Regions from separate parts of the Homo sapiens genome. Here region 1 is linked to region 2. Evidence: chromatin loops called from intact Hi-C (ENCODE). Cell type or tissue: heart right ventricle. All regions are shown on one strand. Each heading gives the region's core, and the rest is flanking DNA. Links, peaks and the distances in the headings are about the cores only. Region 1 overlaps LINC01819 (long intergenic non-protein coding RNA 1819). Region 2 overlaps LOC107985876.

Region 1 (9,688 bases), core at 1,801-6,800, 50 kb after region 2:
GTATATATAAAATCCTGATCTTTTTCCATATCAATTACATCATAAGAATTTTCTTGGGTCATTAAAATATTCTTTGAAAATACGATGTAAAATGGCTGCATAGTATCCTATTGTACGGTACAGTGGTTACTAAGCCAATTTCCTAGTGTTAGGCATGTGAACTGTTTCAAAATTGTTCATTATTTTAAATAATAATTTAATAAACATTCTTACACATACATCTTTGCATACATCTCTGATTATTTCTTTCTCTCTTTTTTTTTGGGCGGGGGGGATGGAGTTTCGCTCTTGTTGCCCAGGCTGGAGTGCAATGGCATGATCTCGGCTCACCACAACCTCTGCCTCCTGGGTTCAAGTGATTCTCCTGCCTCAGCCTCTCGAGTAGCTGGGATTACAGGCATGTGCCACCACACCCAGCTAATTTTGTATTTTTGGTAGAGACGGGGTTTCTCCATGTTGGTCAGGGTGGTCTTGAACTCCCGACCTCAGGTGATCTGCCCGCCTCAGCCTCCCAAAGTGCTGGGATTACAGGCGTGAGCCACCGTGCCCAGCCTCTGATTATTTCTTTAGGATAAAGTCCTAGAAGTGGGATTATGAAGTAAAAGGATGTGAATCCCTGCAAAGTTCTTGGTGTCTGGGAGCAATGTGTTTTTGATAAATTGTGTTACCGTAGTCCCCTCTTATCTTCAGGGGACATGGCCCAAGCCCCGCAGTGGGTGTCTGAAATTGTAGTTAGTATTGAACCCTGTATACACTATGTTTTTTCCTATACATACATACCTATGATAAAGTTTAATTTATAAATTAGGCACAGTAAAAGATTAACAACAATAATAAAATAGATCAATTATAACAATATGCTGCAAGAAAAGTAATGTGAGTATGGTCTTTCTCCATGTGTCTCAAAATGTTATATTGTAGATCCTAGCTACCTGAGCTAAGATCTGAGATCTAAAATCTTGATTTTTTTTTCCATATAAATTATATCATAAGAATTTTCCTGGGTCATTAAAATAGTCTTTGAAAATACAATTTTATTTGATTTATTTATGTATATTTTTTGAGACAGGGTCTCTCACTTTGTCACCCAGGCCGGCGTGCAGCAGGGCAATCGTGGTTCACTGCAACCTCGACCTCCCAGGGTCAAGTGATCCTCCAGCCTCAGCCCCACAAGTAGCTGGGACCACAGGTGTGCACCACCGTGCATGGCTAATTTTTGTGTTTTCTGTAGAGACGGGGGTTTCTCCCTGTAGCCCATGCTGGTCTTGAACTCCTGAGTTCCAGCGATCTGCCCACCTTGACCTCCCAAATTGCTGGGATTGCAGGTGTGAGCCACAATGCCCAGCCTGAAAATACAATTTTTAATGGCTGCATAGTATCTCATTGTTTGGCACAATATACACTTTTTTTCTTTCCTTATTAAGTCAAGAACTTCCACCTTTTAATTTAAAGGAAGCACTTCACGGCTTCTCTTTGGCACATCCAAATTTCCAGCATTGCTACTCTTGTGCTTTGGGGCCATTACAAGGTAAAACAAGGGTTACTTGAACACAAGCACCATGATACCTTGACAGATGGCCCCTAAGGGACACGCAGGTGGGTGGCAGCCACAGCATGGATACGCTGGAGAGAGGAATGATTCATGTCCCAGGTGGGACATCAGGGGATGGCCTGTTGGAGTAGGAGTCAGGAGGCCAGTGTGGCCAGAATGGAAACTTGACATCTATTCTTATGATTCTTTAAGGGAAGTGAACCCCACTGTGACAGCCTGGCCTAGGCCAGAAGGCAGCAGAATGGCAGAGGGCAGCTTCCACAGCTCCAACACCTGCTCAGGTGTTTATGGCAGTGAGGAGGGAGAGCATGTCCCAGAGCTGGGTTCCACTGTGCCGGGTGCTGAGAGTCCAGGGCTGACTAGGTCATGACTCTGCTTCTAAGTTGATTTTATAAATTCGGCACAGTAAGAGATGAACAACAACAATAATAAAATAGATCAATTATAACAATATGCTGCAATGAAAGTTATGTGAGCATAGTTTTTCTCTCTATGTCTCAAAATATTGTAGATCCTAGCTTCTAAGTTCAATTTATAAATTAGGCACACAATCCCATGGGGTCGACGGATGGACACTGTTAACAAGCATATGGCATGACAGATAGGGGAGGCTTCCTGGAGGAGGTGACATTTGAGTGGGGCATTGAGGGATGAACAGGTGAATTGGATTTCAACAGGCAGGGAATATATTAATACCTGTTTGCTGAGAAGAGCATAAGGGACCCATCGTTATTAGGGTGTGGACCCATGGCCTTGATCTGGGATTATCACTGGGAAGTAGAGAAAGCAGAGAGTGAGAAGAGGGTTCAGAAGAGGACCCTGGGCCACATGGCCATGTTGAAGGTGGGGTAAGAGGTGGGGCTGGAAAGTGCTGGAAGGGGGCTAAGGAGGAGCATCAAGGCATGAGGAACACCAGTGGAGTGGGCTGTCACAAGATTTAAGAACGACCAACGGAGAAAATATCACATATTGATGGGAGGCCAAGAGAGACAGGCTCTAAGGAGGGCCCAGGGCCGGCAAGCATTTGGTCCCGGGAGACCCTGGCAGGGGCCGGGCTGGTAAAGTGGACAGGATAGAGGTCGGGGGCATTTGATTCCTGCGGCTGTCATGGTAACAAACCACTTCAAACTGAGGGGCTTAAACAACACACATTATTCTCTTACAGTTCTGGAGGCCAGAAGCCCAAAATCAGTCTCGCTGGGCTAACGTGAAGGTGTCAGTCGGGCTGGTTCCTTCTGGAGGCTCCAGAAAAGAATCTGTTTTCTTGCCTTTTCTGGCTCAGTTTCTCGGCTTGTGGCTCCTTCCTCCATCTTCAAAGAGCACCACTCCAATCTGCTCCTCCATCAGGTCACCTTCTGCCTGACTCCTACATCCCTTTCAGAAGGACCCTTGTGATTCCATGAGGTCCACCCAGATCACGCAGGATAATGTCCCCGTCTCAAGAGGCTTAATCTAATCACAGGTGAAAGCCCTATACGAGGTGTCATGGACAGATTCTGGGCCTAAAGACATGAACATCTGTGGGGGCATCACTCAGACTTCCACGGGTGACAAGGGCCCCATGGTGGGAGGGGAGAAGAGGAGGAAACGGGAGAGTGAGGATTCACCAGGAGACTGGCCCGAGAAAGGAGACACGGATTGGACAGGCTCAGCCAGTGGAAGACCGTCCTGCCTGGAGGGAAGTGGCTTTTAGGAGTTTTTTCCTGAGCCTGTTGTGTCTCCTTCCCTCCTTTCTCCCCCAAATCCAACTAGAAAACTAGAAACATAATCTGTTGTGTTGACTCCATAGGTCTTGCTTCCCCTCAACCCAGACACCGACTCGCCCAAGGGTCTTCCAGCTGGCTGAGTTGGAACCTGCATTTTTTAACCACAAGGAAAAGAAGCCCAGAGCTACCAAGAATAATATTTTATTGACTTGGAATGAGTTTTGGAATCTGTATTTTTAACAAGCTGCCCAGGTGATTTTGATGATCAGACAGTTTGAGGTGGTTTTTTTTTTTTTCCTTTCCTCTTTCTCTTCCCTTCAGTAAACTGTTTTTCAACTTTGTTTTTCAGTGAAAACCATTTCCTCCTCGTCGTGGCGCAGGTCCAGAGGCTGCGCCCATCTCTCCCACGTCAACAGTCCTGTGTCCTTGGCGAAGGACTGTTCTCTCATTCAGTGCCTTTCCTCTCTTCCTGGGCCAAATCCCTGCTTTGCGTCTCCCTGCAGCTCATAAAAAGCTGAATTACCTGAGGCAGGGAAAGCCCCACCCACTGTCATTCTCAGGGAGGAGTGGAGTCTGCAGAGGCCGCAATGCACAGCTTCCCTATCCCCCTCCACCCGTGTTTTCCCAGAGCAGCTCTGTTCCAGGCCCGGGGGTGTCCCTGGGCCGAGATGGAATCCAGCCCTGACCACCTCCCAAAGCCAACAGCCCTGAGTGAGCGTGCAGAGAAGCAAGAGCTGTTCCTGATGCAGAGCAAAGACATCTCCCAGTCAAGGGGGATGAACTGATTTGGGACAAAAGGCAGTTGTTGGCTGAGGAAGGCAGGATCTGGGGGAGCCCTGTGCTGAGTGGAGGTGGGTGGGTGTATTTCCTTGGCTCACAGAGGCCTCTTGTCTGGTGGGATCAGCTCCTCCAGCCAGTTGCCACCTGGTCCAGCTTTGGGAGATGTGGAGAATGACTTTCGCAGTGATTTCCACTGGGCCATGGCATTGAAACAGCTGCAGGAGGGGACACAGCTGGTGCCACCCCTACTCCGTCCATTAGAGCTGCTGTGAAGGAATGCCACCCTCCCCATGGGGAGTGAGGGGGCCCTACTTGCTGTGGTTGGTTCCAGGGACCATGGGAAGAGGCAAACCCCTATTTTCAAGGGCACAAGTTGGCTTTTATTAAAATAAAATTTCATCATCACTTATTCCAGTGGCTCCCAAACTTGGCTAAACATCAGGATCACCCAGGATGTTTGTTAAAAAATAAAGATTATGGCCGGGTGCAGTGGCTCACGCCTGTAATCCTAGCACTTTGGGAGGCCCAGGCGGGCAGATCACTTGAGGTCAAGAATTCGAGACCAGCCTGGCCAACATGGGGAAATGCTGTCTCTACTAAAAATACAAAAATTAGCTGGGTGTGGTGGTGCATACCTGTAACCCCAGCTACTCGGAGGCAGAGGCAGGAGAATTGCTTGAACTTGGGAGGCAAAGGTGGCAGTGAGTCGAGATAGCGCCACTGCACTGCACTCCAGCCTGGGTGACAGTGCGAGACTCTTGTCTCAAAAAAAAAAAAAAAAAGATTAATAAAAATAAAGAGTTTTAGAACTCATCCTAGACGGAATCAATCAGAATCTCTTTGGGTAGGCTTGGGCTGGAATCAGTGCGAAATCTGACTAATCAGATTGCTTTCCTGATTCCAGACGGTTGAGCCCATAGAACAGGAGTGAGAAGATGGAAGGGCGAGGGGGCTGGGATGATGAAAACTTGCGCCTGCAGCCACCATTCATTACAGAGCGCCGGGGGCCAGCTGCAGAACTGTAGACTCCTCATACATCATCGTGTTGAGTCTTCAAAACAAACCTATGAGGTGTGCCCAATTGTTTCCATTTTGCTGGTGAGAAAATGGGAGCTCAAAGTGGCCACACACACAGCTAATAAGAGGCAGAGCCAGGACTCAGGCCCAGATCTTTCTCTTGACTCCTCTGCCGTGGAAGGGATCATGAGAAAACCTGGCCCCAGCTCCGGAGTCAGGCCAGCACATGACCCAACTGTCATGCCAGCACAAGCTGCCTTCTGGACACTTCTCTGGTGGGCTCTCTCTGTCTCAGGGCTTCAGCTGCCCCCTGCTCACTCCCCTCACATCAGTCACTGTGTAGCTGGGGACACAGAGGTGGCTGAGACATGGCCATCATCAAGGCAGGGGGTTCATGGAAAGGGCATGAGCTACAACCAGGAGAGAGGGCTTCTGGTTCCAGTGCCACCACCCAGAGCTCTGAAAGGGGCCCCAACACCCTTTTAGATGGACTAGATTGGGTGGTCTCTGGGGGTCCATCCACTCTTAAAAAGCAGAGTCTGATCACCTGACTGCCCTGGCACCCCCCCCGCCACTCCAGCACGTGGCCCTTGCTGACACATCTGCCCTGCAAGGCTGATGAGCTGTGGCTTCTTGCCTCTTTGGCTCCTTCCAGCACCCAGGAGTTTCTGGTACATGGTAGGCGTTCAGTGGGGTGACCCTTCATGGATAATCAGCAATTATGCATTAGGCACTATTGATAACCGCAGACCCTGGACTAAAATACTAGGAATTCAGAGAGGGCCCTACCTCTACGGAGTTTATAGCCTCGTAGGGGAGAAAGATAGAAAACACCATGAATCGATTACAATTGTGGTCAGTGCTAGGAAGAAAAATAATAGGATAGTTTAAGAATGGGATTGGGGGGAGTTCTAATTTAGACAGAGGCATTAGAAACATTTAACCTGAGACCCGAAGGATGAATAAGAGCCATATGGAAACTGGAGGTAAGGTGGGAGTGGGGACAGTGTTTTGGGCGAAGGGAGCAGGAGTTGCAAAGGCCCTGAGGTGGGGAGGATGGACACCAGGGAACCCAATGAGGGCCAGTGTGGCTGCAGGGACTGAGCTGGCAGGAGGGGCTCAGGAGCAGCAACTGATATTGAAGATGGCCAAGGTCAGACCATCAGGGTCTTGTGTTTGTTTGTTTGTTTGTTTGTTTTTCTGTCCCTCAGGCTGGAGTGCAGCAGCGCGATCTCGGCTCACTGCAACTTCCACCTCCTGGTTTCAAGCAATTCTCCCGCCTCAGCCTCCCGAGTAGCTGGGATTACAAGCACCCGCCACCATGCCCGGCTAATTTTTATATTTTTAGCAGAGGCGGGATTTCTCCATGTAGCCCAGGCCGGTCTCGAACTCCTGACCTCAAGTGATCCACCCACCTCAGCCTCCCAAAGTGCTGGGATTACAGGTGTGAGCCACCATGCCCCGCCAGCCATCAGAGTTTTATAGCAAGAATTTTTACCTTTGTCCTTAGTGCAATGGGAAATCCTTGAAACGCTATTATTGCCTTCCTCTGCAAGGAAAGGTTATTTTGGTGAGCAGTGGATAGAGGAAATGCAGAGGGAGCCACTAAAGGGTTCTGGTGAGATCTGGAGCCCTGCTGGGATAATCTGACCAGAGAAAGCAAAGATTCCAGAGAGCTAGGCACACTTGCCCTACCTCCAGCTGCACACAGCTGGTTCCAGCTTTGTCCTGACCTTCAGTCTGGCATACAGGGTAGACCCACTGGTACCTGGTACCTCACTCTGGGGGTGAGGTGGCCACCCACCTAGGTCTGGGTCCTGTAGCAGTTTGGCAGCAACATCTGGGTGATAAGAGAAGGCGATTTGACCTACTCCCAGGGACAAGAAGCTTTGACTCTTCAAGATCATAAAGTCTTCCCTCCTGGCCTTGGGTCCTCCTGTTGCGGGAGAGGTGAGGTGGGGTGAGGGTCCTCCGGGAGGGCAGGCTTGGCAGAGCCCAGCACCATCTCAGCAGACACTGCTCTTCTCCTACTCTCAGCACCTCCAAGGCAGTGAGTGGCTTTCTCTTGTCTAGAGGACAAAATCCGTTCCTCACCTGGACACAATGAACCTGTCTGTGGGATTTAGGGAGCATCAAGGAGGGAATTTAGTTTCCGCAGACTTCAAGGAAGACTTTCTGGAGGAGGTGATGCCTGAGAGCTATCCAGGAGAGAAGAGTGAAAAAATGTTAAGCAGTGGAAAAACATGAACCAAACTGTGGCTGCATCTTCCCATAGGTATGTGTAGGTAGACTCAGCATTTTACTGTTTCTGGGCATAAAGCACAGTACCATCTGCCCTAGGAAGCCCTTCTGCCATAGTAAACAGCCTCACATGGCTTCCAAAGGGCTCTTGGGCACTTCAGGGACCAGAGCCCAGCACACTGCTGGGGAGGCCAGGCTGTGCCTGGGTGGCCTGAGCTCTGGGAGTTTAAGCCAACGTGGATTATTGTTAGGAGTGAGTTTCATAGCCCTGCCTCTCCCATTCAGAGATCTCCACTCCCTACCCAGCAGCCTTGCGTAGGGTCTAGGATTCTTCTCCCCACATCACAGGTGGGCAGAGGAGGACTCTGCCTTAGGGAAGGTTGAAATTAAGATCCTAAACTAAGTTGGGCTGGGGTTAACTCTTCACAGATGGAGGATCTCCTTCAGCACGGGCTGAGGGCTGAGGGCCCCAGATCAGGGCATCAGACTCCTGGGGCTGCTTGCAGGGTAGAGAGGACCTCCATTCTGACGAGTCCCAGGACTCAGCACTGAGTAGAGAGGGGAGGGGCCGTGCCCATTTGACCAGACGTCCGATAAGGCAAGAGACTCTTGTTTTAGCATCAGAGCTGGAAGAGGCCCAGGGAGACTGTCCCTTGAAGCTTGAGGCCCTGAGAGGGACACTGGCTATGGAAGGTTGAACAATGGCCCCCAAACACGTTCACATCCTTATCCCCAGAGCCTGTGAATATGTTCTCTTAACAGGGCAACAGGGACTTAGCGCGTGCAATCAAGGATCTCCAGATGGGGATAACCCAGGTGTGCCCAACCTAATCTCAGTGTCCTTGGAAGAGGGATGCAGAAGGAGTCAGAATCAGAGAAGAAGGTGACACGATGAAGGAATCCGAAATTAGAGTGATGCTCTTTGAAGATGGAGGAAGGGACCACAAGCTGAGAAATAGAGGTGGCCACTAGACACTGAAAAAGGCAAGGAAGTGGATTCTCCCCTGGAGCCTCCAGAAGGAACCAGCTCTGCCGACACCTTGACATTAGCCCATTGAGACTGATTTAAGGGCTGCTGGCCTCCAGAATTGTAAGAGAATAAACGTGTGTTGTTTAAGGCCCTTGGTTAGTAGCGATTTGCTACAGCAGCTGCAGAAACCTAATAAGTATAGGTTCCACCTAGAGACGCAGAACTAGCCAGCGGCCGATCCTGCTCCGGGACCCTGCAGGCCCCAGCTCTATGGAATCCTGTCGCACACGGGATGGACGTGGGCTAGAGGCGGAGGTGAGGCCCCAAGGAGGCCCACAGACCAGGGCCTCCAGGGAATGTGCGTGAGTGCGCAGGGGTGCGTGTGTGAGAAGGGGAGGAACTTGTCTTCTTCGTGCATTGGGGATTTTCTAGGCAGACAATCCTCCAAAGTCATGTCAACATTTTTCTCTCCAGGAAAAAATAACTCAAGTCTCTATCAGAAACGTCAGAGTTTCACATGCACACCAGTAGACAGACTTGTGGGTGCCAGCGAGAAATGAGCTGCACCCTGGCCCTGGGCACCTTTCATCTTCAGCGGGCGGGGAGCTAGGCAGAGGGGGTGGGGGGAACCAACACAGCCACTGTGGACACATTGTGCCATCTGGACTTCCCCAGAGCTCTGGGAGTCCTATGGCGGGAGTGGCCCCACCCCTACCACACAATGCTTCCCACTTCCACCAAATCTCTGGGAAGATTCAACACATTTCTTAGCAGCCGAGAGCCATTGGAATTTCCAGCCTTATCCCAGATGTGAGGCTGACCACGATGGGAGTTTGGCTTTGTAAGGCATCTGGGGGGCTGGCAGTGCCCTCAGGCCCCCCAGCACTGGCCCGGCTGGGCTAACGTGCGTGATCCTCCTCACTCTGGGTCCTGCTGTTGGGCTTTCTGTGGCGAGCCGAAGAGAGCCCATGCATGTGGTTTTCGCACATGTGGAGAGGGCTGGGGGGCCTGAAGCCAGCAGGGTGGAGCCCCACAGTCAGGAAGAGACAGACAGCCTCTGGGGCCAGGAGTGGGGGCCGTGACAGGACGGGAATCCAGAGGGGTAAGGGGACTGAGGGAGAGCCAGAGAGGAGCGTTCAGGGAGAGTGGACACAAGCCTGAGGTCTGGCGGGGGCTAGATGTGGAGCCGGTTGGGTGGGGATGAGGGAGGCTCAGGGGTTTAGGGGCTCAAGGGCTTGGTGTGAGCTGGGGTCATAGCTGGTGCCTGGCCACGGGCTGCTGGGAGGGTAGGAAGCGAGGACAATGACCCTTTACCCAGCCAGTGAGCCCTAGTTCCTGGTGCCAAGAGCTGCTCACTCCAGGGCCAGTATTGTGGGAGGCAGGTAGAGAGCTGCAGTGGGGGAAATGCATGCCCATGGCTGG
Region 2 (9,688 bases), core at 2,251-7,250:
TGGGGGCCGGGGGTGTTTGGAATAAGCGAGCAACAGCGGCACATCCTTGGCATGACGGGCCCGCTTCCTGGAAGGAGAGCAGGGAGGGGTGCTGCTGAGGGTGTCCAGGTTGGGCTGAAATGAAGAGCCTGTCCTGCTCACAACCCTGCTATTTGGAACCTGGAGCCATGACGTTCCTCAGAGTTTCCATTCTCTGTGCTGCAGCTGTTGGTTACGTGTTTCATTCAAAATGCTTTGCAGGAAGCAGCAGGCTTCACATTCCAGGGTTTGTAGTCATTTTTTCTCTCAGAGCTCTCGGGCTGGGATTAGAATGTTCTTCAAGCCACACTGTCCTCGGCTGGACTCCCCAAGAGGAAGTGGGTGGGTCTCTGGGGGAAGAGAACATAGGCCTAAATGCAGGGACGGAATGAAAAAAGATTGGCCAGGCGTGGTGGGTCACGCCTGTAATCCCAGCACTTTGGGAGACTGAGGCGGGCAGATCACCTGAGGTCAGGAGTTCGAGATCAGACTGGCCGACAAGGTGAAACCCCGTCTCTACTAAAAATACAAAAATTAGCTGGATGTGTTGGTGGGTGCCTGTAATCTCAGCTGCTTGAGAGGCTGAGGCAGGAGAATCACTTGAACCTGGGAGGAGGAGGTTGCAGTGAGCCGAGATTGCACCACTGTATTCCCGACAGAGCAAGATTCCGATTCAAAAAAAAAAAAAAGAAAAAAGATTAAGGCCAGCACAAGTAACTCCTAGAGAGGCCAGCTGAGTTGAGGCCCAGGTATAGTGAAGGGTAGAAAGCTGGTGGGTGGTGGCTCTTGCCCTCCCCAGCGTTAGGCCAAGGAGAACGCAGAGCCTGTGGTGTGTGCACGTGTGTGGTGGGGTGGGGGCAGGGGGCGTGAAACAGACTCAGTGCTGGCCTTTTATCCTGATGGACCCACACTCATGCTTCCTCTCACTGTGGTCACTGCCCTCGGGCTGAGGGAGAGGGTGACATGGGTGTCACTTGCTGAGGCGGCAGCAGGAGACGTATCCTCAGGTTTGGGGCAGGCAGGGGAGCACATTAGCACGTGGACCACATAGATACGTGGATGCAGACAAACAATGACGAATGTTTGCTAGAGTGTCTGCTATGCTCCTGGCACCCGGGTGGGTGTTGGGAATAATACCGCAGGTACAAGACAGACTCTATGGTTGCCATCACAGGAAGGCCTGGCAGAGATGGCCTGGAAGGTGTCCACTGGGATAAGGGAGGGAGAACAGATTCAGGCAGTGGGGGCTGGTAGGCGCCAGGCTCCAGTGGACAGAGATGGGAGCAGGCGAGTGTAGACCGCCGTCGTAGATCCCGGGAAGGAGTGGTACCCAGAGAGTATGAAGGAAGGGCAGAGCCCAGGAAGGAACTTGCAGGGGGTGTGGAGTGGCTGAAGATCTGGAAGGGGAAGGTGACGGACAGATTAAGTCCTGGGGTCCTGAGACAGGGCTCCCTCTCCAAGTCATGAAAAGCCCAGAGGTAGGCTCAAGAGGAGGAGGAGGAGGAGGAGGGGAAGGGGCAGGGGCCACAGGCAGCCACCCCTAATCCAGTGTCACCCTTTCCTTTGCGCTCCTGGGGCAGAGGGAAGGAAACCCTCCCTAAGGGTTAGACCCTCATTAGGCTCTAATGAGAGCCTAAGTCTGGCACTTTAGAGGTGACAAAGCACTTTTGCTTCCCGTGTAGGCAGAATTCTAAATATGGCCCCCAATATTTCCATCCGAACCCCTGAACATGATAAGACATCAAGCCCATGATCATGTGAAATTATATGGCAAAGGGATTTCAAAGACATCATTAAGGATAGAAATCAGTTGACTCTGAGTCCAAGAAAAGAAAGATGAGTTGGTAGGGGCCTAATCGAATCACACGAGCCCTTTAGAAGCAGAGGGTTTTCTCTGGCTGGGGGCAGGAGAGGAAGTCACAGATGTGAAGTGTGAGGGAGGGTTCGATACATCTTTGATGACTTGAAGAAGGAGGGGACCATGTGGAAAGGACTCGAGAGAGAGCAGCTTCGAGGAGCTGATAGAGATCCCTGGCTGACCGCCACCTCAGTCCTGCAACTGCAGGAGTGGAATTCCGCCACAACCCGAATGAGCTTGCAAGGAGATGCTTTCCCAGAGCTTCTGGAAAAGAGCTTCTGATAGGAGCCAGCCAGCTCACACTTTGATTTTCAGCTTGTGAGACCCTAAGCAGAGACTATAGCTGAGCCCACCTGGACTTCTGACCTGAAGTGTGAAATAAGAAATGGGTAGTGTTTAAGCTGCTTTGTAATAATTTGTGATGCAGCAATAGAAAACGAATATACTCCACTTTCTCATTTAACCCTGAGAAGGTCTTTGGGAAGCATCTGACGACTCCCTCTGCAGATGGGACAGGCTAAGTGAGGCCCTCGGTTTGCAGGTGCCCAGCTGCGGCTCAGGGCTGAGCCTAGCTGATTTTTTGGTATCACAAACGCTTTTCCCACCTGAACGGCCACAAAGGAACCACAGGCACTCAGCCTTGGCCAGGAGCACCAGAGGTGGGGGACCTGCATCTCACACTCCCCTTTCTAAGATGCACCTCAGCAGATGCAATCCTGCTGGAGCCTGCAGGGTACAAAGCCATCCCAGCCCCGCCACCTCCCTGGAGAAGAGCAGAGCTCTTGGCAGAAACCAGAGAAGGGCAGTGACCTCAGCCTCCCCCTTCCTCTCAGATGACAAGTCTGGGCTCTGTTAAGGCAAGAGACAGGAACTGAGATCCAAGGAGCCATGAGGTTCGGCTTCCCCTCCCCAACATCCAGTAAAAAGCATTCTCTGACTTGTCGGGATGGGGATTTTTTGAATTTTATACTCGTTTTCTGAATCATTTGTTGGGCACAGTTGGGCATCTCCTAGGAGTCCAGAAATGTTTGCAGGGAGGGAGGTTTTGTTCCTGCTTTATTGATTAAAAAGCCCTAATGAAGGTTTTCTCATTCCTGCAGAGGCCTTTTCTAAAAACCTCCTTAATTCTTCCCAGATGGCGTCCAGTTCTCCCTCCCCAGCAGGGTGGGGCTTCAGAAAGTAGGAGGGCTTTGTGTCTGGCCGACTGGGGATCTCAGCTCTGTCACTTAGTCCCTGAGGGGTGCGTGGGGGCAGGCAACCTCCCCAAGCCTCAGTTTCTTCAGGAGTTTCTAAGATGCAATGAGCCAACAGATATGCACAAGGTCCCTGGCAGGCAAGAAGGAAGCACTCACTATTGCTTCCTTACCCACGTGCCTGAGCACAACACAAGAACTACCTTGGAAATATTTTTTCGACAAAAGAAAACAATTTTGATTCTCATGACAGGCAGGCCTGGTTGGCCAGCAGCAAGAGTCTTCTGTCAGCAAAGTTTGCCTTTGTGCTTCACCTTGCCGAAGCTACTTCCTCCATCTGTGGCGCATTTCCTTCTTTCCAGCCCTCCCTGGCCAGATCCCAGGCCCTGGGAGCGGGGACACACTTGAAACCTCGGCAAGAGTCTTCGAGTTCAGTATTGCAAAGGGAGGTCAGGGTTGAATGGTGGAATCCAAGGCCCTGGAGCAGATGGGCCAGTGTGGGAATATTTTCGGGCAGGGGAGGAGGATGTTGCCAAGGTCCCTCAAGGTGTCTGTCGGGTGGGGACCAAAAGCAGTGGTTGTGCAAGCCTCTCTCCTGCTTGGGTTTATCCTGACTGTCTATTTGCAGGTTTGGAGGTTTGAGCTGAATCCTCTTAGAAGTAGCTTTTGCTGTCCTTGACATTTGAGAAAAATCTGCTTGACTTCAGCAGGTCCTGGGGGCAGAGTTTGGGAATGTGGGAGTGGTCATGTGTTTGTCGGGGTGAAGGGTGAGAGGACCTTCAGGCTCTGGGCCCCAGAATCGTTGGCCCCATGACAAGAAGATTGGAGGGTTGGTGAGGCTGTTTTCCCTGCTGTTCCCCATGGCTTCTGGGGTGTTCTGGGATGGATGGTATTTGAGGGCCAGTGCAAGTCCCTGGGATTTGGGAGTAAAGCTAGTTCCTCTTAGGGAAACCTTCCAGGGCAGAGGCTGAAGGAGGTACTGGGGGATGAGGGGGGTGTCTATGAACTGGGGCCCTATGCTCGGACTGGGATTTTGAGGCCAGGGCCCAGTACTGCCCTCAGCTGCCTCCACCCTCCTCCCCTGAGCTGTGGGCTTAGAGCTGAGCCAAGCATAAAACAGACAACCTCTCTCTGCTTCTATGTCCCCACCCCCATCCTGACGAAGTCTGGTTTTCATCACTCATTAATCACTGCAGCTTCCCACAGCCTGTGTCTGTCTGTCCACACTCACCAGCCCCCTGGGCCCTGGGGGGATGGATAGACAGACAGGCAGATGGTCTTTAACTTGGGGAAATTTCGGGTCACACTGTGGGCTGCTCCCTCCCCCAGGGCAGGGGAGAGGCATGCTTCCTGGGTTGTTAGAGGTCACCGCTACCCCCAGCCTGGCCTGAAGCTGCCAGCCCGACCCACCTCACCCTGGCAGCAGGCAACTGGGGCCATTAGCTGTCCTGTTCACCAGGAAGGAAATGGGTTGGAGGGCTGAGGAATTCTAATGAAGCTTCCCCAGCTGGCAGGCCGGCTGGCGGGTGAGAGCTGGCACCTCCACCCCTGCTAGAGTCGGTGCCAGCCCTGTCCGGCCTGGCCCGCTTGGTGACCACCTGCCGCTGTGGGAACCCCGGCCTTGGGCCGCCTCGCAGAGCCCCTGAAGATTCCCAGGCACTGGGGTTCTCGGCCCCTGCCAGCCCACCCTGCTTCCCTCACATCACCTCTCTGCTCCTGTCCTCCTTCCCCTTCCCCTTGACCTCACCACCTTGACTTCTCTGAAGGAGATGGGGCCTCCAGGGTTGCATTGCCATGCATGACCCCACCCACCAGCCTCTCATTGCACGCCACCCCCTCCAACCACCAACTCTGGACTCCTGAGTACTGATCTGGTTCTTCTCTGACCCACTGTCAAGTTGGAGCTACTCACAGCCTCTCTAGGCCTCAGTTTCCTGGACTCTAAAGTGGGGTGAAAATTGCAGTTCTGCTACATCTCTTAGGGTTACCCTCCTGCTATGACTAATTAGAATGCCATTGATTGAGGGTCTGCTGGGTGTGGAATATGATGTGCAACTGGTGGGAAAGAGTACCAGGTGCCCTAGGTAGGGTGCCAAGGGTCACCCTCACTGTCATCCTCATCCCAGGGCCATAACATCACTGAATTTGATCACAGAATTTGCCTTCTGGGCCCTCCTGGCTTTTGCATACATTTCTCTAGGACCTCCCTGCTGACCTCAGCCTCTCCTGCCTTCCAAGAGGATTTGTCTTTTAAAATAGGAGACTAAAGACAACAGCTCTTGTCCCACAGAAAAAGCATTCTCTAAAACAAGCATGAGGTTCTAATGGCAGGACTCCAGGTGCTGCAGTAGTTGAGTGGGGGACATTCTAGGTGAGGCAGGGGGGTGTGGCGGGGGTGTGGTGGGGGTGTGTGTTTCAATTAGGTGGCTGCCAGCTTACCTTACCTTGCATGGGGCGGGGAACCCCAAGCACTACACTGGAACTTTCCCCCTCTCAACCCTGGACTTGTCCCCCTCCCCAAATGTCCCTCATGGGAACCGGGTACACAGTGGCCATTGTGGTGTGGGAGAGGAGGCAGGAAGTGGCAGTTGAGAGGGCCACTTTTGGAGTCTAACAGTTTTGGGTTTGAATCCCGGCTCAACCATTTGCAGGTTGGATGACCCTGGCCTCTGTTTCTTCATCCATAAAATAAGGATCGTAAGAGTACTGCCTACCTGGTGGGGCTGTCAAAGATTAAGTGATATAATATGGTTAAAGTGCTTGGTCACGGTGCCTGGCCAGAGAGGGTGCCCCATACATGGTGGCTACAGTGCTAGGAAGCCCTTAGCTCTCCCAGATACCATGGCCTGCCTGCCATGCAGGGCACTGGCTGACGGCTGGTGGGCAGCACGGCCTAGGGCTGGGAGTGGTGGTGAGGAGTGTCAGGCAGCCATGGGCTCCCCAGTGGTGGCCACAGCAGAGAGCTGGAAATGAGACCAAGTGTGATCTTTCCTCCCTGGTCCCACGCTCCGTGCTCCCCCAGAGCTGTGTCCCTGGAACCCAGGAGCCTCCAGCTCTGGCTACACGCCAGCCTTTCCTCATGCAGGCCTCTGTCTTTATAGCCTCCTGTTGGCTCATCTGCCCTGGTGGGTGGGAGCTGCTTCACCGAGGATCAGAAGATGACATGGATCCCCAAATGGTTTCCACTGGCGCCAGAATGCCGCACGGCAGCCAGCTGTCAGCATTGCCATGCGAGATGGCAAGATCCCCAGCAGGGGCAGAGCCCCTCAGAGAGCAAAGCCCGCCAGAACCAGGGTTCTGAAGTCATAGAACTCCTTCCCACAGATCCAGGATGCACATCTGCATATCATTGCACAGTGGTTTGCATACATTTGCATCCAAGTCCACATCCAGTCCCTCCATACTGTTCCTTTTTCCACCTCTAGTAAGAATGAATATTTAACGTACCACTCCAAAGTTATAGTAGCTAAGCCCCCAAACCCAATTCCATCCATTTCAAGTGTGTTTTGAGGGCCTGATGTCTGGAGCAGCCTTTTTTGTTGTTGTTGTTGTTGAGATGGAGTCTCGCTGTGTCACCCAGGCTGGAGTGCAGTGGCACAATCTCAGCTCACTGCAAGCTCCGCCTCCTAGGTTCACGCCATTTCCTGCCTCAGCCTCCTGAGTAGCTGGGACTACAGGCTCCTGCCACCAGGCCCGGCTAATTTTTTGTATTTTTTTTTTTGGTAGAGACGGGGTTTCACCGTGTTGGCCAGGATGGTCTCGATCTCCTGACCTCGTGATCTGCCTGCCTCGGCCCCCAAAGTGCTGGGATTACAGGCGTGAGCCACCATGCCCGGCCAGACCAGCCTTTATCAAAGATGGAGGATGAGGAAACTAGAGTCCTTGCTTTTAGGGTACTCACAGCCTAACTGGGGAAATTCACAGGTGAGATCCAGGAAAATGTATTAGGGTGCATTCCAGGGTGCAGTAGCTATAGATAAATAGGGTGCTGGGGTTGGGGGCAGGAGCTCCAGATGGGCTGGAGGAGCATGGGTGGTAAGCTCCAGGGTCCCTGGCACAGGGCTGCACATGTGCTGGCCACTGTGTTGATGAGGGGTCTATGAGTTTTTAACTCAGCCCCCCATCCCATGGCTCTCTCTGGTGCAGGAACTACATGTGGTCGCCTTGCATTGTACCACAGGCCTGCACTCCACTGCGACAGACTGGACCCAGTGTGGGGCCAAGGACAAAGGCGGCCTTCCGTGAGGTAGTTGGACTTGGGAGCTCTGAGTGGGTGGGAGTGCCTGTCCCACCTAGTCCCATCCATGCACCTTCATGTGATACAGAGGAGGGAACTGAGGCACAGAAGGCTGGGTAACGCACTCAAGCATCCACACAGGAAGAGGAACTGGAAGAGGAACCCAGGCAGCTAGGCTCTTTGGCCAGTGCCTTTGGCCACCACACTCCATAGTTTCCCACCAAAGGACATGCTCGGCTCCAGGGCAGGAGTTAACAGACCATCAGGGGTTGGTGAGGCCGGCTCTGGAGTCCCACTCTCAGGTTTTGGCTGGCTTCTTGATTGCATCCCGTTTGATCAGCTGGGTCTTTTGAATGCTGACTCCATTGATTGTCAGTGGTGTGACTTCAGGGAAGCTGCTCGATTTCTCCACCAAGGTTTCCTCACCTGTGGAGCGAGTGCAGTGAGGGCACCTATTCATGGGAACCTGATTCACATGGCACCGCAGTGAATGTGCAATGCACGTCTGCTGCTGGGTGGGGACCGATGGGGAAGGTCTGACAATGGCTTGTTGAGGGCATGTAAGGAAATGGGCCTGGCTGGAGCAGAGGCCGCCCAGGGGAGGAGAGAGGGACAAGGCTAGGCCTGGGGAAGGGAGCCCCAGTGCCCTCCGTCATTCCAGAGAGGCAGATGTGGTCCATGTGGCCAGAGCTGCCTGTGGCTTGGCAGCTTCTCCTCACTGGCCTCATCTGGTCCCTCATAGAGATGCTGGGACTGCCCCTCCTTAGGAGCTTCAGGGCTGGGAGTGGGTGCTGTGCCCTTAAGAATGCCCTCAGAATGCCACCAGGTGCTCACAGTCAGCCTGCAAGACCCACAGCATGGTGAAATTCTGAGTTGCCGACATGGTGCTTGAAAGCAAGACTTAAGGTTACATTTTGCCTTCCCTGGTTTCCTTTAAAAAAGTCCGGAGATGGATGGGGGCTTGGCCTCTCCACATCATTGGGAAAAGGTCATCAGACTCCACTGCCGAGGCAGGAGGGTCAGGGGCAGTTGGAAGACCAGGGGTATCCAGGGAGGAGGGGCAGGGGTTCTAAATAGAGGCAAAAGAGCAGAGTGAGGAGGGGCTGGGGGATGTGGCCATAACTCTGAGGACCCCATTATAGGAAAACACAGTACTCACAGGCAGACACACACCTGGACATGCGTTCTTGCACCCATGGGCCCACAGACCATCGTCAAGAGGCTCAGAGAGTAGTGAGCCAGCCTGCAGGTTTCCAGAATATTCTCTTACGAGAGTCTCTATCCAGGAGTCTAGTTGGGGATAAAGCAAGGCCCTCTCCTTTACACTTTTTATTTAAGCACATTTGGGCAGATTGAGTTTGCCTGTTAACTAGAGTTAAAAGGGACTTGGGGCTCAGCCTCTTCTTGGTCCTACAGCTGTGGGCAGGGAAGAAGGAATGAGGGGTAGATAGTACACAACTGAGATCTGCTTCCACCTTGGGTTCCAGTCTCGAGGCACCAGCTCTGTGTAGGAAACCCACTGATGGGCAGCCTGACCTGATCTGGCAATGTATGGAGTCTGCTGGAGGTCTAGTCCCTGCCTCATCCTTCCCAACAGCCCCTCCTTAGGTGGGTGCTCAGTGTCTCTGGGGAGAATGCTCTAAGCTTTCTCTTCCACTATTAGCTCCACTCTATTCTTGTTCCCTGGCCCTCCTGCCCCAAACCCTGCAAGTTCCTTTTAGCTATCCTCCTTTCTGCCTTTCTGCATGGATTAGATCCTTTGTGACTTGGTCCCTCCTCATGGTAACTTACATACAATAGCATTAACAAAGCAGAAGTGTACAGCTCGATGGATAGCCACATGTGTGTCTAGACCCATGGAAACACCAGATCAAGATTTGAAACACTTCTAGCTCCAAAGCTGGTTCCCTTGTGCCCCTCTCCAGTCAATACCATCCCTAGTGGTGACTGCTAGTCTGACTTCTGACATCCTAGATTCATTTAACCTGTTCTTGACCTTCATACAAATGGTATCAAACAGTCTGTCTATGTCCAGCTTATTTTACTCAATATAATGCGTGGGAGATTCACCCATGCAGTTGTGTGTAGCAGATGCTTTTTGTTGTTGTGTTCTAATCACTGTGTAGTGTTCCATTATATGAGTATGCCACGATTTGTTTAGCTCCCCTGCTGATGGATATTTGGGTGTTCTAGTTTGAGGTACTATGAATAAAGCATTCATGTGCATACCTAGTCATGCACACATGCATTCATTTCTCTTGGGTGGACAAGTAGGAGTGGAATTCCTGGGAGGCTTGAGGTTTTTTTAACTTAAAAATTTATTTTGAGACAGAGTCTCTCTGCCTCCCAGGCTGGAGTGCAATGGCGTGATCTCAGTTAACT

What was found. A loop is a pair of places that touch in the nucleus more often than their neighbours do. Peaks named below come from ENCODE experiments on the same cell type or tissue, not always from the same donor. Only the 100,000 strongest peaks of a DNase experiment are listed, where the experiment ranks them.
Region 1: a loop joins it to region 2, with 2.4 times the contacts of the local background. A loop is called at or near these places in 28 of 110 quality-filtered maps.

Annotation. Positions count from the first base shown.
Region 1 is chr2:43,026,556-43,036,243 of GRCh38, reverse strand. LINC01819 (long intergenic non-protein coding RNA 1819) reads left to right here. Exons shown (of 6, transcript NR_110585.1): 3 at 1,092-1,189; 4 at 4,943-5,109; 5 at 6,267-7,330; 6 at 8,059-8,391. Among named protein-coding and RNA genes, the nearest start is that of LINC01819, 8.1 kb to the left of the region's middle. RefSeq lists enhancers at 8,425-9,240, 9,241-9,688. In heart right ventricle, for the core only: no CTCF peak of the experiment used is centred there; a DNase peak (open chromatin) is centred at 3,843; H3K27ac peaks cover 2,153 bases.
Region 2 is chr2:43,077,236-43,086,923 of GRCh38, reverse strand. All of the region lies in intron 2 of LOC107985876, which reads left to right. It overlaps LOC124907756 (a long non-coding RNA gene), which reads right to left. Exons shown (of 2, transcript XR_007086299.1): 2 at 2,824-7,732. Among named protein-coding and RNA genes, the nearest start is that of LINC02580, 20 kb to the left of the region's middle. RefSeq lists enhancers at 1-433, 1,983-2,749, 2,750-3,516, 5,759-6,461. In heart right ventricle, for the core only: no CTCF peak of the experiment used is centred there; DNase peaks (open chromatin) are centred at 2,673, 3,079, 3,443 and 4,253; H3K27ac peaks cover 4,260 bases.